2 separate regions of the Homo sapiens genome follow, and region 1 is linked to region 2. Evidence: chromatin contacts called from ENCODE Hi-C data. All regions are on one chromosome and are shown on one strand. The core of a region is the stretch at or near the end of the contact, and the rest is flanking DNA. Distances in the headings are between cores, read along the strand shown. Region 1 holds the start of ALOX5 (arachidonate 5-lipoxygenase). Region 2 holds the start of HNRNPF (heterogeneous nuclear ribonucleoprotein F).

Evidence for each region. Hi-C counts contacts between places; a loop is a spot of excess contacts on that map. Pooled maps may share reads with other maps.
Region 1: a loop to region 2 is called in a map with no recorded cell type, with 5 times the contacts of the local background. The contact joins the promoter of ALOX5 here to the promoter of HNRNPF in region 2. A Hi-C loop is called at or near these places in 4 of 37 single-sample maps with no recorded cell type and 3 of 50 pooled maps.

Annotation. Positions count from the first base shown.
Region 1 is chr10:45,372,126-45,375,685 of GRCh38, reverse strand. ALOX5 (arachidonate 5-lipoxygenase) reads right to left here and starts at 1,470. Exons shown (of 14, transcript NM_000698.5): 1 at 1,257-1,470. The coding sequence starts at 1,406. RefSeq lists enhancers at 483-1,091, 1,092-1,702.
Region 2 is chr10:43,406,935-43,410,558 of GRCh38, reverse strand. It overlaps HNRNPF (heterogeneous nuclear ribonucleoprotein F), which reads left to right and starts at 1,373. Exons shown (of 4, transcript NM_001098204.2): 1 at 1,373-1,428. RefSeq lists silencers at 954-1,183, 1,634-1,753, 3,034-3,403 and enhancers at 1,474-1,533, 2,264-2,603, 2,043-2,646, 2,614-2,663, 2,804-2,863.

The DNA.
Region 1 (3,560 bases), core at 221-2,720, 2.0 Mb before region 2:
TGGAGAGCTTGGAATCCAGAAAAAGAGTAGTTTTTACTTACTTTAGGCTCTGCACACCTAAAACACAAATTTTATCCAAGAGTAATCAGTTGAAACATGAACTTGCCGGTTGTATTTGTCCATTATGAGCAATTTCACAAGGTTTGATCAAATAATAAACTAAATGGTGAGAAGGCAGCTTGGTAAAGTCTAAATCTTTTTGGTCCAGTTAGGAGCTGGGGTGGGGTGGAAGGGAACTGATATTCCCTGCGCACCTGCAGTATGTCTGGGACTATTACCAGTCATTTACGGAGCGCTTCCTCTGTGCCAGGTACTGGATTAGGCACTTCATTAAAGGCTCAGTGAGAACTGCGACCTGCCCATGCTCATGGAAAAGAGTCGTGGGGCTGGAATTCAGGTCCAGATCAGCATTAGGAACTAGCTTCCAAATGCTGAGGGCTCCCTCGCGTCCTCACACCTAGCGTGGAAGTGTTCCCTGGTGTACATTCTGCTGGGAGGGAGTGCAGCCCCTCCATTTAGGAAAAGCCTCTCCTGGCCTGGGTTCTGTTCCTTCCCTTTAATTTCCTCTGGGGACTGTCCTGAGAATGTAAGCTGCCCAGGTGCCGTCTGAGCCACCAGATGGGCCTGGGCTCACCCATGACTCATGGACCAGACTGAAGCCAACCCTCCATTTTCAGCTGGGGAAACTGAGGCCCAGACAGACGGTAGAGTGAGCTGGTGGTCATGTCTGGACAGAACTCAGGCCTCTGGACCCGCTGACGTGCACCCTTCCCCACGGCTCACAGCTGGCTGCTCCGAGGTGCCCTCAGAGTTCTGTGAGCATGACTCATCTGCCTCTCCCTCCCTGTGCGACCTGCAGAAGGAGCCTAAGGAAGAGGTGGCACAAGAAACGCGGCCCAGTGAAGGGGGCTCCGGAGCCTCGGAGCCCAGATCTTGAAGTGGAGGGGAAACCTTGGGCCTTCTCCTCCCAGGGAAGACGCCTTGCAGGCGGCACGCGGGAAGTCTCCGTTTCCGACAGGGGTCGCGGCCGCCGCGAGGGGTCCTGGACGCTTGCCCACCAGGGTACCCACCGGCCACTGGGAGCCCAGGGCACGCCCCACCGCAGTTCTGCCCTCCCTGACAGGGTCCTGGACACCCCCAGTCCTGTCCGGGCCGCCCCGACGGGCCCTCGGCGCCCCCGCCCAGGCCTCTGCCGTCCAAACCGGGTCCCGGACGCACCTCAGCCCGCGCTCCACCCGTGCCCCGCCCGCGCTCACCGCGCCACGCTCGAAGTCGTTGTAGAAGGGCTTGTCCAGCAGGTGCTTCTCGCTGCAGCCCGCCGAGCCCACGAGGCTGAGGTAGATGTAGTCGTCAGTGCCGGCGAACCACTGGCTGCCAGTGGCCACGGTGACCGTGTAGGAGGGCATGGCGCGGGCCGCGGGAGCAGCGAGCGCCGGGAGCCTCGGCGCGGCGGTCCAGGTGTCCGCATCTAGCGCCGCAGCCTCCTCCCACCACTGGTCCCTGGCCCCGGTCCCGGCCCCGCCCCGGTCTGGCTCCAGGCTCCCGGCTGCCCCCGCCCCCGCCCCCGCCCCCGCCCCCGCCCCCGCAGTACTTCTCTCCCACTCTTCACGCGGCGCCGACTGGGCGGGACCTCGCCTCGGGCGGGGCAGGGGCCTCGCTCCTGGGTCTCTCCTCAGCGAGGTGTCTGTTCCTGCAGCCAGGGGACTGGGGCAACCTCGGCTGCCACCCCTCATCCATTCGTTCACTCGTTCTCTCCTGAATTGCTTCCACCCTTTGCCCTGCCTGCCTGCCTCGGCTTCGCCCAAGGCCAGGCTCCTGTAGGCCCTGGGGTGGAGCTGCGGGGACTCCCTACAAATCTAGGCACAGCCTCTGCTCTCCCCAAGTTCTCAGTGCCACTTGCGGTACTTGGAGCAGGGGTGCTCCGGGAGTCTGCAGAGGAAGAGCGACCCATGAGAGAATCAGAAGGGCTTCCTGGAGGAGGCCACCCCAGCGCTGATACTGAGGATGGATTCTGGAGCACAGAGGCTCCTTCAGCGCGGGCTTCTTCACTGGCTGGACCTGCGGCTCCTGGCGGGGGCAGGCGGGCGCCGAGACCGCGCCCAGGCCCAGAGATGGCCAGTGGTCGCGGGAGGCAGGCGGGACGGCACATCTGGACATGCGGGGCTGTCTAGGGGAGGCCAGGGGTCACGGGTCGGCTCTCTGAATCGCGGCGGGCAAATGCCTGGAAGGGTGTGGAGAAGGTTTCGCGCGCTCCTGGGCGGCTTCCCGCGGCTGGGGCCTGACCCCCAGGTTCCCGCCCACTCCTGGCGCCCGCCTCTCCCAGCCCCGCCGGCAGCGCAGGGTCTGACGGGCACACAGTCGCGTGTATTGATCTCGGCTAAGTTTAAACACTAGCTCACCGTGCGTGGGGCGGCGGGGATGTGAAGTCCCCAAAGGCGGCTGCCTACATTCTCACCAACGCTTCATGTCTGTGAAGCAGCAGAGTCCCTGTAGCATCTCCTCATACTGTCTTGGGTTTGTGCACCTGGCAAATGGCTTTGAACATCTTTTCACATGCTTGTTGGATATCTGTATATTTTTGGAGAGATGTATATTCAGATGCTTGACTCTTTGGAAAACTGGGCTATTTATCTTTTTTATCATTGAATTGCATTATTTATATATCCTGGATAGAAGTCTCTAATCGGATACATGACTTACAGACATTTTTATTGCTTCTGCGGGTTGTGTTTTCACTTTCTTGATGATGTTTGAAGCACAAAAGTATTTAACTTTAAGTCCAATTTCTTTTGTCGCTTGTGATTTTGGGGTCCTATCTGAGAAACCACTGCCTACAATAACATCTTAAAGATTTACTCCTAGGTTTTCCTCTAGGATTATTATAGTTTTAGCTTTTCATTTACATCCGTGACCCATTTTGAGTTAGTTTTTATGCATGGAGCGATAGAAGAATTCAAATTCATTGTGTTGCATGTGCATGTCCGGTTGTCCATGCATCATTTGTTGAATTCATTATTCTTTTCCCATTGCGTTGTCTTGACACCTTATTAAAAAGTAATTCATTATAAACATAACGGTTTATTTCTGGACATTGATTCTAGTCCACTGATCTGTAATGTACATGCTATACAGTGCCACACTGCTTGATTACCGCAGTGCTATAGTAAGTTTTGAAATTGGAAAATGTTAATCCACCAACGCTGTTCTTTATTTTTCAATATTGTTTTGGTTATTCTGGATCCTTTGAGATTCCATATAAATTATAGAATCAGCTTGTCAATTTCAGCCAAAAAGCAAGCTAGGATTTTGATAGGGGTTGAGTTGAAGCTGTAGATCAATTTGGGGAATATTGTCACTTTAACAATATTAAGTCTTCTGATCCATAGAATATGTTTCAGCTTATTTAAATCTTTTCTTTTCTTTTCGACTCTTTGGAGTCTCCCTCTGTTGCCCAGGCTAAAGTGCAGTGGTACAATCTCGGCACACTGCAACCTCTGCTTCCCAGGTTCAAGTGATCCATTTACTTAAATCTTTTCTGATTTATTTCAAAATATTTTGTA
Region 2 (3,624 bases), core at 124-2,623:
CAGCCCGGGCAACACAGCGAAACCTCGCCTCTACAAAAAATACAAAATTTAGCCGAGAGTGGTGGTGCTACTCAGGAGGTTGAGGCAGGAGGATCGCTTGAGCCCAGGAGGTCGAGGCTGCAGTGAGCCGTGATTGTACCACTGCACTCCCGCCTGAATGACAGGGCGATACTCAGTCTGGAAATAATAACAATAGTAACAATGTTCAGCTTAACCTGTGATGAGTGCCTTGACATCATCTCTTCATGAAGAAGATCCACCAAAATAAAATGGTTACAATTATTAGCCCTACAATACATCAAAAAAAAAAAGAAAAGAAAGAAAATCTGTCCCTGGCTTAGCCATTAGCCACCAAATCTGTGTGTTCAGGTGCTCTGTGACTGAAAATCTTGCCCTCGACCTGGGTCTGAGTTACATTCTGAGGTTTGGGGGCTTCTCACACCACGGAATTTATCACCTGAGCAACTTCAACCTGACAAATCCCTCCTAACGCCCTGCTCTGAGACCCCTTTAGGCGGTCTCCGGAGTACTCAGTGTACCTTTTTTTTTTTTTTTTCTTTGAGACGTAGTCTCGCTCTGTCGCTAGGCTGGAGTGCAGTGGCGCGATCTCGGCTCACGCAAGCTCCGCCTCCCGGGTTCAAGCGATTCCCCTGCCTCAGCCACCCGAGTGGCTGGGACTACAAGCGCGCGCCACCACGCCTGGCTAATTTTTTTGTATTTTAGTAGGGGTTTCACTATGTTGGCCAGGATGGTCTCGATTTCCCGACCGCCTGATCCGTCCGCCTCGGCCTCCCAAAGTGGTGGGATTACAGGCGTGAGCCACCGCGCCCGGCCTTCAGTGTACTACTTTCCTTATTTTATTTTTTGAGACAGCGCCTCGCTCTGTCGCCCAGGCTGGACGCAATGGAGCAGTCACGGATCACTGCAGCCTCGACCTCCCGGGCTCAAGCGATTCTCCCGCCTTAGCCTCCCAAATTACTGGGACCACAGGCTTGCGCCACCACGCCCTGCCATCGGCTCTCATTTCCTTTTCCCATCCTAGTCTTCCATCAGGCGTCCTTTCGGCGCACATTTCAGTGTCCTGCGGGGCTCACCAGTGTCCTTCCTCCAGGGCCTCAGGGGCAGTCAGAGGGATCTTTCCCGCCGCTCCACTCCCTCCTCCTCCTCCCCCTCCCCCTATCCCCTCCCCTCCCCTCCCTTCTCCTCTCCAGAAACGTCCTCGCTTGTCCGCCTCCACCGCCTCCCCCGCCAGCCGTGTCGGCTCTGCTCCGCGCCCAGCCGGCCAACCGGCGGCTCAGCTCTGGCGCGTCACAATGCGCCGTCGCGGCCCCGCCCCCGGACGCCGGACGCAGAAACTCCGCCCTGCCGCGGTCCTTGCGTCCTTCCGGCTCCGTCGTGGAAGCAGGACTGCGCCGCGTCTTCCTCAAGGTGGGGTTCGGGGGGCCACCGAATCGCTGTCACGCCGGCAGGTAGCAGGGGGTGGGGACGCGGGCTCCTTGGGCTTCTGTTTCCTGGTGTCCAGGGCAAAGGGCTGAGCCGGGCAGTAGGGCCTAGTCGGGGCCTGGCTCGCCGGGAGCAGGAGGGCTTCCGGCAAAGCCGCGTGCGCTCGACGGGCAGGCGCTGAGGATTGGGGCCGGCAGCGCGCCTGACCCCGCCCCTCGTAGGCTCCGCCCCGTGCTCGCAGGCGGGGGTTTCCATGGTGATGGTCAACAAGCCTCAACTGCCTCTGCTACAACTGCCAAGTTCCCCGCGTCCCACCCTCCTCTAGGTGCTCCAAGGGACCACCGGGGTGCCTGATATGAGAGCGGGAGTGTAGAGACTCGGAGGCCGAGGTGAGGGGCGGCCGAAGTCTCCGAGGTCGAAGGCCGCACACCCGGGACCTAGCGGGGACCGGGTCCCCCTGGGGGTGGGGACGGGGGGTGGGATTTGAGATTAGGGAGACTATCCGAAGTCCAGGGCCCCGTACCCGGACTACCTGGGGACTGGGCCTATTGGGGTGGGGATCGTTGGGCTGGGGCTGGGATTTGGGATCAGGGAAGAGCGATCTGAGTTTAAGCGCCGCAAACCTGGGACCGAGCGAGGACTGCACATAATGAGGGGCCGTGGCGCTGAGATTTGGGTGACGGGATTCGAGGTCGAGGGGCCCGTACGTGGGACCGGCAAGAACTGGACCCACTGGGATCGGGAGACGCAGCGTCGGAGGTCGAGAGCCGCACGCCCAGACAGTGGTCCCACGCGGTGAGCACCGCGGGCTGAGATTTTGGAGTCAGGAAAGCGCGGGGAAGGCACGGACGGCCGGGTGCGTTAGTCCGGCCCCCTGGCGGGGAGCTGGCGACTGCCGGAGGGCTCTGAAAGTGAGAACAGGCCTGGCGCAGTGGGAGGCCCAGCCGGGAGGATCTCTTGAGCCCAGGAGTTCCCGACAAGCCTGGGCAACATAGACTGTCTCTACTGAAAAGTAAAGAAAAAAAAATTAGCCACGTGTGGTGGCGCGCGCCTGTTGTCCCAGCTACTCGGGAGGCTGAGGCGGGAGGGTCGCTTGCTCTGAGGTCGAGGCTGCAGTGACAGTGATTGTGCCACTGCATTCCAGCCGGGCGACGGAAATGAGACCTTGTCTCAAAAGAAGTAATAATAGTAATAATACCTGAGTAAAATGAAAGCCGCGCGCTCACGTGGCTGCAGGCGCCTGAGAGTTGCACAAGACTTCCTTGTGGGGAGTTGGCTCCGCCCTCCTCCCACGCCCGGTTCCCGTAGCCTTAGCTCTCGGCCCCGGGCCCTTTTTCCTCCTCGGCTGCGCCGCGTGTCCTCGGAGCGCGGTCCCTGTATTGGTCTCCTGCTCCTAGAGGTATCGTGTTTGTATTTGGGGTGAAAATCTGACTCGTGCGCGCTCTTCAGCTTAGTCGTCCTTTTTTTTTTCCTTTTGTTTGTTTGTATTAAGTATTTTCGTCGATTCCGCCCTGCTCGTAGGAAACTTGTGGACGGGGCCCGGCTCCTGCTGCGCCGGCTGCCCGGCTCCCCCAACCGCAGAGTCGTGGACCAGGGTTTTGAGGAGCAAGGCACCCGACTCGCCCTCCCCCCAAGGCCGCCCCGGGCGCGGGAACCCCTCCCCCTAGGCGCCTGGGACCCCCGCTCGGCTCCGCGTGTGTCCCGGCGGAGGGTGGAAGGAGAGCCGAGCTCGGCCATTGCCCGCGGGCGGCCCGGGGACGAGCTGACGCGCCTCTTTAGTTCTCGAAACTGCTCGCGGGCGCTGGGGGCTCGGGCCGGCCATCTGCGTGGCGGGACGCGAGGCGCGCGCTGGCGGCTGCGCGCGAAGGGCAACGGGCGGCGGCGGCGGCTTCCCGGAACCGCGCGGGGCGGGCCCTGCGCCGGGGTCAGGGCCACAGCCTCAGGCGGCAGGGAGTTCTGAAAGCGTAGTTTTCAGTCGTTCCGTCCCAAAAGTCATCTTAATTCTTCCAAAAATACACGCATATAATTCTTTCTACTTAGTTATATTTTTAAAAGTTAAATACGTGGTTGTCTCTGAATTCCTAGTAAGATGAAAATTTCTTGGGTTCTCCAGGTAGGTGAAAGATACCTTAAGTGCTATTCCTGCAAAGTGACTCGTTGCTCTCACAGAATTTATAAACT